Regions from separate parts of the Mus musculus genome. Here region 2 is linked to region 1. Evidence: chromatin contacts called from ENCODE Hi-C or POLR2A ChIA-PET data. All regions are on one chromosome and are shown on one strand. The core of a region is the stretch at or near the end of the contact, and the rest is flanking DNA. Distances in the headings are between cores, read along the strand shown.

Region 1 (3,285 bases), core at 517-3,016:
TTCTCTATCTGGTATTTTGGTCACAGTGACACAGAAATTAACTAACAACAAAATTTACTTTGAGAGAGATGCTGTCATTGCTAAGATAAGCCAGATCATGTTGTCCTTAAGCCTTTGACCCCCCTCTGAAGAATGGACATGAGTTTATAAATGTGAATTAGAAAAGGCCCTAGAATGGGCAAGGGGTGTGGCTTAGTTGGTCAAATGCTACCTTATCATACATGAAGTCCAAGGTTTAATCCTAGCACCAAACACAATGGGTATGATGGCGGGAGGGTGGGGAGACAGAGAGAGAGAGAGAGAGAGAGAGAGAGAGAGAGAGAGAGAGAGAGAGAAGAAACACCCTAGACTGCCATAAAGCAAACCTCGTTGAGCCATTCTGCTGAGAGTTTGGAATCCCAGAGTGCTAAGGGAAATGCATGTAATGAAGACCATGTTCGTGGGGTTTCATATTCGAACAAGGTCTATTGGGAACTGAACCAGAGCCATTAATATTACTGTAAAAGAATATGGCTCCATTCTGTTTGTGTCCTGAAAATTTGAGTAAGACTGAGTTCAAAAAGGGAAGGACTAGCCGTGCGGTGGTGGTCAATGCCTTGAGCAGAGGCAGGTGGATCTGAGAGTTCAAGGTCAGCCTAGTCTACACAGCAAGTCCTAAGATAACCAGATCTGTTATACAGAGAAACCCTGTCTCAAAAAAAAAAAAAACAAAAACAAAAACAAAGAAAAGTAATGGACTAAATTATTTGGCAGAGGAAATTTCAAGGCAGCACAGCATTGCAGTACAACAGTCTTTAATCAGTTTTACAGTGAAAATTGGGAGCAAACACGGAGCATGTGAATTTCAAAAATGTACAATTTGGCTAAGAAGGAAGTATGTATGAGGATAAAGTTTCAGACAAAGCCAAGTGCAGACAAATGGTTGTACTTATCACGGGGATCAGCACCAGGAAAGAGAAGCCTCCCACTTTGCACTGGGACAAGAAAGGGACCACGAGCAGAACAATATCAACTACCTGGATACATATGTAGCAGAGGATGGCCTTATCTGGCATCAGTGGGAGGGGAGGCCCTTGGTCCTGTGGAGGCTTGATGCCCCAGTGTATGGGGATGCTAGAGAGGTGAGGCAGGAGTGGGTGAGTAGGTGGAAGAGCACCCTCATAGAGGCAAAGGGGAGCGGGGAGAGGGGGATAGCATAGGGGATGTGGAGGGGGATATCATTTGAAATATAAACAAATAAAATTATTTTTAAAAAAAAGTTCCAGAAACTGAAATAGGCGTCAGAAAGTCTTTACGAAGAGATCCCCAGGTTGTCTACTCTATTGGGGCTACTTAGGGGAGTGTTTGTTGGACCCCTCGGTTTAGCAAGGCAAACACTCAGGATCCACAACCACTGTGGCCCAAGAAAGGTAGCTACTCTGGCAGGATGACCCGCTGGTGCCTCCAAGGTTCTTGTTTTGCAGAACTCAAGTGTGGTGCTATCATAGAAATGCAATTCCCAGAGAAACACCTGTGAGACCCTGTGTGGAGCAGGAAGCCCCTGAGTGGGCTATGCATGACACTTTGAAAACAAAATCTGTTGCAGTGACAACCTCTGTGTGCCTAAATGCTAGGAATGTGAGCTAGCTGCTCAAAAGCAAAACATAAACCAACAGCCTTCAATGCCGTTGACCTGAGAGAAGCAGATGGCAGGCCCAGGGAGGTAAGGCTGCTTAACCCTACAAAGCTTATGTAAACACTTGCTCCAAAGCCCTTGAGCTGCAGGGGGCACCGTTTCTCTTGTTGGGTTCAGCACTGCTTGGGCCCAGTTTTCCATTGCTAACCTCCTATCTCCGCCTTTCAGCATCAGGATTCTTACTCTACCACTGGCTGTTGGACTGAGCATAATCCCTGAGAGAACATTCTAGACCACCATGACTGTAAAGCCGATGACAAGAAGCAGCTCTTAGGAGTTGTCCTCTGTCAGTCACGTGTGCACACACAGGCACACAGAAAACTAAATATTTTTAAAACTAAAGCATTCAAGTGTTTAGGCGTCCTTTTGTTTTGTTTTGTTTTGTTTTGTTTTGTTTTTTTAACTGATACTTCCAGCTGTTTATTCTAGAATAATTTGTGGTTGGCATTCTCTTTATTTTACTGTTTTTCCTTTTGCTTATGAATGAAGAATTCAATAGAAGTCACCCATGTAGCAGTGAATAATTCTTCAAACATACTCAGGGCAAAGTTGTGGTAAAAACACTAAGATGTTCCCAGCTTAAGGCAATGCAAACCCTATCATCCAGAAAGCGGCCGTTCCTGTGCTGAGTCAGCTCCAGAGAAACTGAGACCTGAAAGCTGAGAACAGAGGGAAGGCAGTCTGAGGTCATCACGCGTCCACAAACATATATCGAGTTACCCAGTGAATACTGTGGGTACCATTTGCAGTACCACGAGAAAAGGAGAAATGAGGAAAGTAACAGGATTGAGGGCCATTGGGAAAAGGCCCAGAAAAGATGGCTGGGGACATGTCGAGCTATAGCCTAAACAGCTCCAAGATAAGAAAGCACAAAAAAACCAAAGCAATCCAGCTGCAAGAAAGGAGAAAGATCAATTAAAAGAAAGATAAAAGGACTCTACGAGGGGTGACCCCATCTGACTTCTGGTAGAAAGAGACAGTCCTAGCAGTTTCCAATATTGAGGGAACCAAAATGGAAAGAGTTGGGAAAAAGGGAAGCCCCTCTAGCCAGAGCTCATAAATCCTAAATGTTATCCAAACAGGAAAAGGAGGGAGCAAAGCATGGGAAAAGATGGTTCCTAAAATCTGCTTTTTACAGATCCGAGATAGCCAGAGGGCTTGCGTGTCAAGAAGGTCCACGCCACATACCCTGAGTTAAAAGCTGCCCTGGCCTCTCCCAAAGCCACCTTTTGCCTCATTTACAGTAGAATTCCTCATTTCTCCTATCTAAAATTTGGGGGGTTTATACTAAAGATACTGTCACTTTCTTCAGAGACAGAGTCTTACTATATATAGCTCAGGCTGACCTTGAACTTGCTTGCTCTCCACCTTGGCTTCCAGAGTGCTGGGATTGCATGCACACCACACCATGCTCAAAGGTATTGTCGCTGATGTGAGAATGAGCAAGCAGGGCCTCTCTGGAGCCCAGTTCTGTTCAATGCCTGTAGGCTTGTTTCTGTGGCAGATATCCCACTTTTCTGGCATTTCTAGCACCCAGGAGGTTGCCATGGCAACTTAGATTTTCAAAGCTTCAGGACTTGCCAGCTCAGGGACGATCTGATACACATTGG
Region 2 (3,285 bases), core at 459-2,958, 34 kb after region 1:
ATCAGTTTCCTGTTTTCTATCTCTGGGAATCAGGACTCAACAAAACACTTCTCACTAGCAGTCCCTGGAGGTTGCCATCAGCGGAGACAGAAGTCACCTGGGTGAGGATAGTGTGAACAGGTGGAAGGTGTCACAGTTCTGTCCTTAGACTAGGGGCCTGGTCTGAACAGGAGGGGAGATGAAGCGTCAAGAGTCAACATGTCTTGCTGTCTGCATGGCCCAGAGGTGTGGGGTCCCAGCTGCATGTGAAGTCTGTTATGCCCCTCATGACAGTCTATGGCCTCTTAAACCACAAGCTGAGTAACTGTCCTTTTCTCAGGTTGCTTTTGCCATAGCAACAAGAAAGGTTAAAAAATAGAGCTGATAGTTTATGCGTGTTCTCCAGACTCTAGAGTCTTGAGAGGTCTGTGTTCAAGCCCTATGCTCATTTTTCGATTGAGTTTTCATTGTTGAGGGTTTTTTTTTTCCATTTTTTATTAGGTATTTAGCTCATTTACATTTCCAATGCTATACCAAAAGTCCCCCATACCCACCCACCCCCACTCCCCTACCCACCCACTCCCCCTTTTTGGCCCTGGCGTTCCCCTGTTCTGGGGCATATAAAGTTTGCAAGTCCGATGGGCCTCTCTTTCCAGTGATGGCTGACTAGGCCATCTTTTGATACATATGCAGCTAGAGTCAAGAGCTCCGGGGTACTGGTTAGTTCATAATGTTGTTCCACCTATAGGGTTGCAGATCCCTTTAGCTCCTTGGGTACTTTCTCTAGCTCGTTGAGGGTTCTTTGTTTTTGTTTGCTTTGAGGTAAGATCTCACTAGGTAGTTTAGGCTGGCCTTGAACCACTTATGCAACCCACTCTGGCCTCAAACTTAGGATCCTTCTGCCCAGACCACCTCTTTGAAAAAAGTAGTTATGCCCATAGTGCAAATGGCTGCTCATTCAACCAACTGTCCAAGTCAAATAAACATTAAACGTAAATGTGTCTGTGGGGTGGGTAAGTGTGTTTGCATGTTAGTATGTGTATGATTGGCCTGGGACTCTCTACCTCTGCCACTCAAATGCTAGAATTAAAATTAAAGATAGGTGTCATTATGCCCAGCCCTCCACCTTACTTGTTTTATTTTTGAGACTGCATCTCTTGCTGAACCTGGATCATACCAACTAACTAGGCTGGCTGCCCAGAAAGTCCTAGTGATCCTCCTGTCTCTAGGGTGACATGTGCTACCACACCCAGCTTTTTATGTGAGATCTTAATCTAACTCAGCTCCTCATGCTAGCACGGCAAGTACATACTGACTCAGCCATCTCCCCACCCCTAAAAACTGACTCTTGAAAATTATCTGGAAGTTACTATCCCCAAAGGGGCTAGCAGCCCCATATCTTCTTGTCAGAGACCAATAAGCCATCCTAAAAACAAAATCTCTGCGCAGCACTGTATGGTTTAGGCAAGAGCAAAACCCTCTGCCCCGGGGCTGCCATTTGGTGTCTGAACCATTGCCCTGGGATCTTTCCGTACACTATGACCCACAGTGGGCAGCCAGCTGCCTGGGAGGAGTGCTGGCAGGCAGCTATCCCACTTCCTCTACACCCATCATGGGACAGAAAGAGCTGGGTCCTGTGGGCGGGAAGAATTTGAGAGGGAGGGGGAGATGGGCAGAGAGGGAGGCCCTTTTAGGGGCCTGAAAAACACTGAAAAAACACAGTCTTCTTCCAGCAGATTCGTTTGGAGGCACTGTTGAGCACCGGCCTTGGCCCTGATTCAGGGCTATTGCTCAATACTAACAGAGAACAGCAAGACAGCAAAGGCCACAGTTCTGCCGGGAAATTTTTTCTGTCTGTTTCTTTTCTCCTTTCCTTTATTCTACAACTACCCTAGCCCCCACACCCTTCTGTCCACGCCTGGGCATCGCTGGGATGACTCCTAAGGTAGCTAACAGCTACCTCAGAGAGAAGAGAAGAGGGAGCGGATGGGTCTCTCAGAGGCTGGAGAGCTGGAGCTTGTGAAGTGCAGGCAGAGATGACTACTGCTCTGCCTACCTGGTCTGTGTGTCCCTGCTGGTGAGGAAGTTGAAGTTTTGCTTCTTCTGGAAACCCCACTCACTTGGCCTCGGGCTGCTGTAATGTGTAGCCTTCCCTCCCTCTCCTGGGCAGTCTGTCACCAGCAGCAACCCCAGGGCTCTTCTCAGAGAACACCACTCTGGCAAACTCGAGATTCCTAGCTTCACAGCAGAAAAGAATTTCAGAACTAGACACTGTAAAGGACGGTTCAGGTTTATTAAAAGAGGTGTGTGTGTGTGTGTGTGTGTGTGTGTGTGTGTGTGTGTGTGTTTTGAAAGAGGGTTTCTCTGTGAAGCTCTGGCTGTCCTGGTCTCTGTAGTCCATGCTGGCCTTAAACTCAGAGATCTGTCTACCTCTGCCTCCCTAATACTGGGATTAAAGGTACTCATTGTTCCACCACTGCCTGGAGAGAGATTTTTTTAAAAATATGTTTTAAATACACAAGTGTTAAAAGAAAATGAGAAAAGCTAGAGAAGACACAGCAGAGAGCACAGGGTGGCTTATCTAAGAGACACAGCCTGCTGTCTTTACAATAGCCACGTATAGCATTTAGGTTGGTTCTAAATGTCTTCTCTTGAAAGGGTTTCTAAGAAAACCAAATGAACCCACAGGGTGGTCCTGAGGTGCACAGATAAGGTTCCAATGGATAAGGTAACATTCTAGATCCCAGATACAGGAAGACAAAATGTCTTCACTGTAAACATAAGACTATGTCCAGGGAAAGAGAGGGGCTCTAGCTAAGGCCACAAATCTAGTTTACTGCTATTATAGCATAGAAAATCTGTATGTGAAAGAGATGCATCTTTGTGGCCACAACTTTCACAGCAGATGCTGTGCTGGGATGTCTGCTTCTCAGATGTTGAAAGGAGTGAAACAGACTGGAATGGTGTTCCTTTCTTTCCCTTCCTACAGCCCCAGAATTTCCCCTGGATTTCTAAATCAGGTGAGTTAGAACTTATGTGCCTAGCACATAATCCCTGCACTTGGGAGGCAAAGGCAGGTGGATCCCTAAATTTGAGACCAACCTGGTCTACAGAGAGTTCCAGACCAGCCAGGACTACACAGAAAAAAAACCTTGTCTCAAGAAACCAAAATGAGGCCTGGCACGGTGGCACACACCCTTAATCCACTCAAGAGGCAAAGGTAAGCATATCTCTGAGTTTGAGGCCAGCCTGATCTACAAAATGAGTTCCAGGACAGCCAGGGCTACACGGTGAAACCTGTCTCAA

The links. A loop is a pair of places that touch in the nucleus more often than their neighbours do. ChIA-PET counts read pairs that join two places held with the same protein, here RNA polymerase II (POLR2A).
Region 2: a loop to region 1 is called in a map of gastrocnemius, with 2.0 times the contacts of the local background. The contact joins two enhancer-like sites. A Hi-C loop is called at or near these places in 2 of 37 maps with a recorded cell type or tissue (gastrocnemius and left cerebral cortex). POLR2A ChIA-PET finds 5 or more read pairs at or near these places in 2 of 5 experiments (Patski and embryonic stem cell).

What each region holds. Positions count from the first base shown.
Region 1 is chr19:9,919,273-9,922,557 of GRCm38, forward strand. No RefSeq gene overlaps it. Among named protein-coding and RNA genes, the nearest start is that of Gm50340, 21 kb to the left of the region's middle. Within about 2 kb of position 1,767, at least 1 of the 3 ENCODE cell types and tissues checked has a DNase peak (open chromatin) inside an H3K27ac peak, as active enhancers do; it is gastrocnemius, where a contact is called at or near this core.
Region 2 is chr19:9,952,994-9,956,278 of GRCm38, forward strand. No RefSeq gene overlaps it. Among named protein-coding and RNA genes, the nearest start is that of Gm36913, 7.0 kb to the left of the region's middle. Within about 2 kb of position 1,709, at least 2 of the 3 ENCODE cell types and tissues checked have a DNase peak (open chromatin) inside an H3K27ac peak, as active enhancers do; they include gastrocnemius, where a contact is called at or near this core.